Regions from separate parts of the Homo sapiens genome. Here region 2 is linked to region 1. Evidence: read pairs that join two places in POLR2A ChIA-PET (ENCODE). Cell type or tissue: K562. All regions are shown on one strand. Links, peaks and the distances in the headings refer to the core of each region. The heading gives the core; the rest is flanking DNA.

Region 1 (2,912 bases), core at 127-2,626:
CACCAAAGTTCATATGCTGGCTCTTCTATTCACTTGCCGTGTGACCTTGAGCAAGTTACTGGACCTCTCTGAGCCTACATGCCTTGGTAGGGTGGACCATGGCTGAAGGCAGCTGCAAGCACAGACGGGGGCTTCCAACCAGTCTTTGTTGTTAATAAAGTGCTACCCACGTGTTAAACAATTTACATGACAATCTGATTTACTCCTCAGAGCAACCCTATGACACAGTCACTGTTCCCAGTTTAAAGATGGAAATACTAGGGCTCAGAGACGTTAAATACTTGCCCAAGGTCACACAGCCCAGGTAGCCATGGGATTCGAATCCAGGCAGTCTGGCTTCTAGGAAAGGAAACCTGGCTGTGCCTAGGACTGGGGTCTAAGCTGAGGCGTTAAGGATGAGATGGAAGCAGCAGAAGGAAAATATCCCAGGCAGAGGGAAAGAGCAGAGCTAGAAAATAGGAGATGAGAGAGTTTGTTTCCTTTGGGAAAAAGACCCTGGCCTGGCCAGAACAAAAGTGTGAGCAGGGAGTGGAGAGAGATGGCCAGGGCCATACCTCATAGAGCCTGGTGGTTGTGGGGTGAAGTCTGGACATGATTGGGAGAGCACTAGGGAGCCACTGAAGGCTTTCTACAGGATGCACGACCAGCCCACATTACTGGAAGGTGACGGAAGCCTGATTTTCCACAGAATTCTCTGATGTTGGAGGGATGTGATGCTCTCTGAGGACCACGGAAAATCACTTTCTGTGGGGCTGGTGCTTGGGAAAATTCCCGCCTCAACTGGCCCTATGGGCCAAGGGCCTGGCTTTTCTCCCAGCATCCTGGTCTTTGCAGGGTGTGCTGGCCTGGCCATTTCCCATTGAATGTCCCGCTTCCTCTGAATCCCCTGGCCCTCTGGGCCCAGAGCCACAGCCTGATAGCATGAGACCAGTCAGCCGGAAGGGTTAACTCCAAGGCAGTTGACCTTCGTCCTAGCAGAGATTAAACCGATTCCTAATTAATAGCCTGTAGGATAGCTACCTTGGCACAGCTTGCAAGTAATTTAAGGCTTGTCCTTAGAGGCTGGTCCATAAATTACGTTTAATTAGCTGAAGGTCTCCCTGGGACACATCAGCCTGGTGTGTGATTGAGCCTACCAGCTCAGTGACCTCTGAATTTCATGTTGGAGTATGAGGGAGATGCTGAGATACTCCAGTAAAATGTTTATTTCCTTTTCCAAAACAAGAGCTGAATTCTTTCTTCTGCTAGCAGCTCTGAGGGGTACCGCCAACCGGTTTGGGGGTCTCTGCTCAGCTAGTTCCTGGCTTTGCTCTTGACTAATTACTTATACTTCCAGGGTCTCAGTGCCTTGTCTCTAAAAAGAAGCCGAGTTCAAGTCTACAGACCCTTATCTGAAACCCTTAAGGCTAGCTGTGTCTCATAGGTCTGATGTTTTGGACTTTAGAAATGCAATCCAGCAGATAGGCCATATACCTAGTGATGCCCACAGCAAGGTCTAGGGCAGCCACCCGTAATCACAGTGATAGTTACCACAGTGGGATAAAGAGACCAGAACTAGCCTCATGATGGTTCCAATTAGGGCTTGCTCTAAACGCGTGTGTCAAAAATAAATGTAGGATTTTAGAGCTTTTTGGATTCTAGAACGGAGGATAAGGGGCCGTAAACCTCACTGTTGAACTCAGAGAAGCTCCTAAATAAATGCTAATTATGATGAGTACTGTTGTTATTTTTTTTTGTTTTATTTTACTTGCCGAGACAGAGTCTCACTCCATCACTCAGGCTGGAGTGCATTGGTGCGATCTCAGGTTATTGCAGCCTCAACCTCCCAGGCTCACGTGATCCTCCCCAGTGGCCGGGACTACAGGCGCGCACCACCATGCCTGGCTAACTTTTGTATTTTTAGTGGAGACAGGCTTTCACCATGTTGCCCAGGTTACCTGTTGTTATTATTCCTCTTTCCCCTACAGCTCATACGCTGCCATGTCCACTGCCCCTGCACATGTAGAGACTGGATGTGCGGGCAACTTTTAGTTTGGCAGGTGTCACCTGTCTGCTGGGGATGTGTGATACGTTCTTCCTGGAGTGGCTCTGCCGGAGCTGTGTTTGTGTTTCCTGCTGCCTGGGGGAGCGTGGAAGGCTTGTGACTTGGCACGAGGTCCCACTGGGTGTTCCTGTTGGGCACCCTCTGTGCGATGGCTGGGGCTGGCTTCCTGGGTGTGACCCAGGGATTCTCACTGGCCCTGCTCTCAGAAGCGCCCTACACTTGGTTTGAGGCTCGGCTGTCACCATCTTGCAATTCTTTACAATTTTTGAACCAGGGACCCTGCGAATGATGTGGCTGGTCCTAACGACAGCCATAGCACACAGGTTGTCAACTTCATTCCTCCCAAGTTCCCCTCAAAGGGAAGTTACTAATGTTTCACAGAAGAGGCAAAACTATTTCATTCATTCATTCACACAGTCACTGGGCACCCAATTACCAAGCCAGGCCTGGAAATTCCTTGGACAGCCTACATTCTAGAGAGTGTGTGTGTTTGAGAATGGGAGAAATAGACAAAAACCAAGCAAACAAATAACCACCATCACTTCAGATAGTGACCAAGTGCTGCAAAGACAAGAAAGCAGAGGGATGTGAGGCAGAAGGATGTTAAAGATTAAATTCAGTGAAGGAGAAGCTGGAATCAGGGCTGGAGTTCAGCTGTGCCTTGTTGCACTCCATGAGTACTCGCTAAAGATCTGGGGTCATTTCAGGCCGGGCGCCATGGCTCACGCCTGTAATCCCAACACTTTGGAAGGCTGAGGTGGGTGGACCAGTTGAGGTCAGGAGTTCGAGACCAGCCTGGCCAAGATGGTGAAACCCTGTCTCTACTAAAAATACAAAAATTAGCCAGGTGCGGTGGTGGGCGCCTGTA
Region 2 (2,912 bases), core at 295-2,794, 160 kb after region 1:
CGAAAGGAGCCAAGGATGACTCCAAAGTATTTGAGCAACTGGCAGAAAGGAGATGGAGAAGAATAGCCAAAAAGCTATGAAGTGGCTAGCGCTATGCCTGGCACACAGGAGAGGATCAAATATTAGTTCTTCTTTACATGTCAAAATTTCAGTTCTGACTCAGAGCACAGGCAGCCAGCTCTAACGTGCAAGCGTCCCAACACTTGTTAACTTCCTCTCAAAACCAGAACACCTCTCATTATCTAATTCTTCTTTTGCCAGGGAGGAGGAGGTGAGATCTTAGGTTTCATGTGGTCGGCAAGGGCTGGGTGCTGATCTGTGTTTCCCCACTGAACAGGGAAGGATCAATGAAAAAGACAAGTAAACCACATGGTAAAAACTCAAGAAAATTTTAAAGAAACAGCATTCTGTGTTATGTGCTGTCTCAGTGTGTTCATGCTGCTACAACAAAATACCGTTAACTGAGTGGCTTACAAACAGCAGAAATTTGTTTCTCACAGTTCTGGAGGATGGGAAGTCCAAGATCAAGGTGACAGCAGATTCGGTGTCTGATTCAATGTCTGATGAGGGCCTGCTTCCTAGATGGCCATCTTTTCACTGTAACCTCACACGGTAGAAGGGTGGGCTAGCTCTCTGGGGTCTCTTTGATAAGGGCACCAATTCCTTGATCTAATCACCCCCAATGACCTCTTGACACCAACACCTTTGGGGTTAGAATTTCAACATATGAATTCTGGGGGGACACATTCAGTCCATAGTATAAGAAAATTTCTCTAAGTCCTATAACAGAGACTCAGTTTACTGAGTTCAGGACATAAGTGATGAGCTACAGATGCTCAAGTTTTAGGGGATGGGGGTGGGAAGACAGCTACGGAACACACATCAAGGTGTGCTAAGAAAGCCAGGGCTAGGAGAGTATATCCAGACTGATATTTTCCCAGGTTTTGCTCAGGGAACCCTTTCATTGCCACATTTGCCAACCAGCTCAACCTAAGTTCAATTTTAGGAGTCAAAGGGCCCAGCCTGTCTCCCATCCCAACAGCTGGAAAGATGCCATCCAGCACTGTAATTTTTGAGCGCAGGGAAAACATCAGGGCTCAAAGGTTCCAAGAAGTCCACAGGAAATCTACCTAGCCTTAGTCTAAACAATTGCAGAAAAACAGTCATTCCTGTCTCAAGATAAACATCCACTTTTAGTCTATACATGGAAAACTAAAACTACGAATCAAAAATTGGATACTGTTAGTTGCCTTGAATGGAAAAAGAAAGGATGGATTTCCAGAGAAAAATCTACTCATTGGAATGGATGGGGGAGGGGAGGGTTGGGTTAGAAAACCATGAACCACATTCCCATATGTAATGTGCTCTTCCCTCTCAAATTTAGCTCAAATCTAGTTTAGCTTTGTGTAAAGAAAATGGTGGAACAGTTGAATGGCCAGTCAAATGGGGTCAGATAGTTTCCCAAAATGTGGTTTGGGGATCAATGGCAAACACTTCATCTGTTGAGCTCCAAATTGCACAGGAAAGCACAAAGAATGCCCCCCTCCCTCCTTTCGTCCTGCCTTTCTAATCAGTTGTTTTAGGGTCTAAAGGCCTTTTCCTTTCACAAGGACCCTTAGTTTGTTTCCTCTGGGCTTTAGGGAGGGTGAATTTCTACTCTAGATGGAGATATTAGGTTAATGAGAAATGCTGGAGGCAGTTCATGACTTTGCACTAGACTGAGTCACTCTGGTCAGAAAGAACAGTTTGGTAACTCTGCAATCTACCTACTGCAAACAAGCCATGACTTGGTTTGGTTTTAGCTCTAATTATATAAAAAGTGAGTCAGGGTTTTTGGGTACCCCCCTCCCGCCGCCACACACACACACACGGTGTGACAGGCTGTTGTTTTTGTTTGTTTGGGCCCGCTCAGTGAAAGGTATAACTGTTTTACCCACATAAAAATACTTGCAAAGGCCAGGAGCGGTGGCTCACGCGTGTAATCCCAGCACTTTGGGAGGCTGAGGTGGGTGGATCACCTGAGGTCGGGAGTTCGAGACCAGCCTGACCAACATGGAGAAACCCTGTCTCTACTAAAAATACAAAATTAGCCAGGCGTGGCGGTGCATGCCTGTAATCCCAGCTACTCGGGAGGCAGAGGCAGGAGAATTGCTTGAATCTGGGAGGCGGAGGTTGCGGTGAGCCGAGATCACGCCATTGCACTCCAGCCTGGGCAACAAGAGCAAACCTCCGTCTCAAAAACAAAAACAAACAAAAAAAAACTTGCAAAAAATAATAGTTAACATTGTATATATGCAGATTATGGTCAAATCATGACAAATAACAATACTAGGCTCAAAAAGTGAAACATTCAGTTAAGTCTCTTCCCCTTTAAATTCACGTGGTGGGTGGGGGCGAAACAAGGGAAAACAAAGGGATGTACAATGAGCCAGTCTTTCCCCACTAGGCCAGCTCCTCATTCCAGAGGCCCACCTGCTAAGCTCCACTGACCCCTCCCTAGTCCTGCTGCTGCACACCCCAGGCTCCCTCCTGCTGGGACTGCTCCCTGTGTGCCTCTTCTTGTCCCCACCTGTCTCTTGTCCACATGGCAAGCATCTCCTTGGACTTCAGGATTGGGCACCGGCGTGCCTTCCCCTGTACAGACCTTCCTTGTCCTGGGTAGAAGAGTCCACCCCTTCCTGAGATCCCCCTACAGGAACCCCCACAGACACCAAACTCAAACCTGGAACACTTTCCCACATGTGTGTGACTGCAAGTCCTCCTCCCCTGCTGGATGGTGACCCCAAGGGGAGAGGGCTTTGTTTTGTTTATGTCTGTGTCCCCTGTGCCTAGCACAGAGCCTGGCATTTCTAGTTGTCCATACATAGTTGTGAACTTGCTCTAGAGACACAATAAATAGACCTGTTAACATG

Evidence for each region. Peaks named below come from ENCODE experiments on the same cell type or tissue, not always from the same donor. Only the 100,000 strongest peaks of a DNase experiment are listed, where the experiment ranks them.
Region 2: POLR2A ChIA-PET joins it to region 1 with 5 read pairs; 9 of 35 experiments call an interaction of 5 or more read pairs at or near these places.

The regions. Positions count from the first base shown.
Region 1 is chr1:12,597,215-12,600,126 of GRCh38, reverse strand. The region is part of intron 1 of DHRS3 (dehydrogenase/reductase 3); the gene reads left to right. Among named protein-coding and RNA genes, the nearest start is that of DHRS3, 20 kb to the left of the region's middle. In K562, for the core only: no CTCF peak of the experiment used is centred there; no DNase peak of the experiment used is centred there.
Region 2 is chr1:12,436,010-12,438,921 of GRCh38, reverse strand. All of the region lies in intron 65 of VPS13D (vacuolar protein sorting 13 homolog D), which reads right to left. Among named protein-coding and RNA genes, the nearest start is that of SNORA59A, 70 kb to the left of the region's middle. In K562, for the core only: no CTCF peak of the experiment used is centred there; a DNase peak (open chromatin) is centred at 1,741.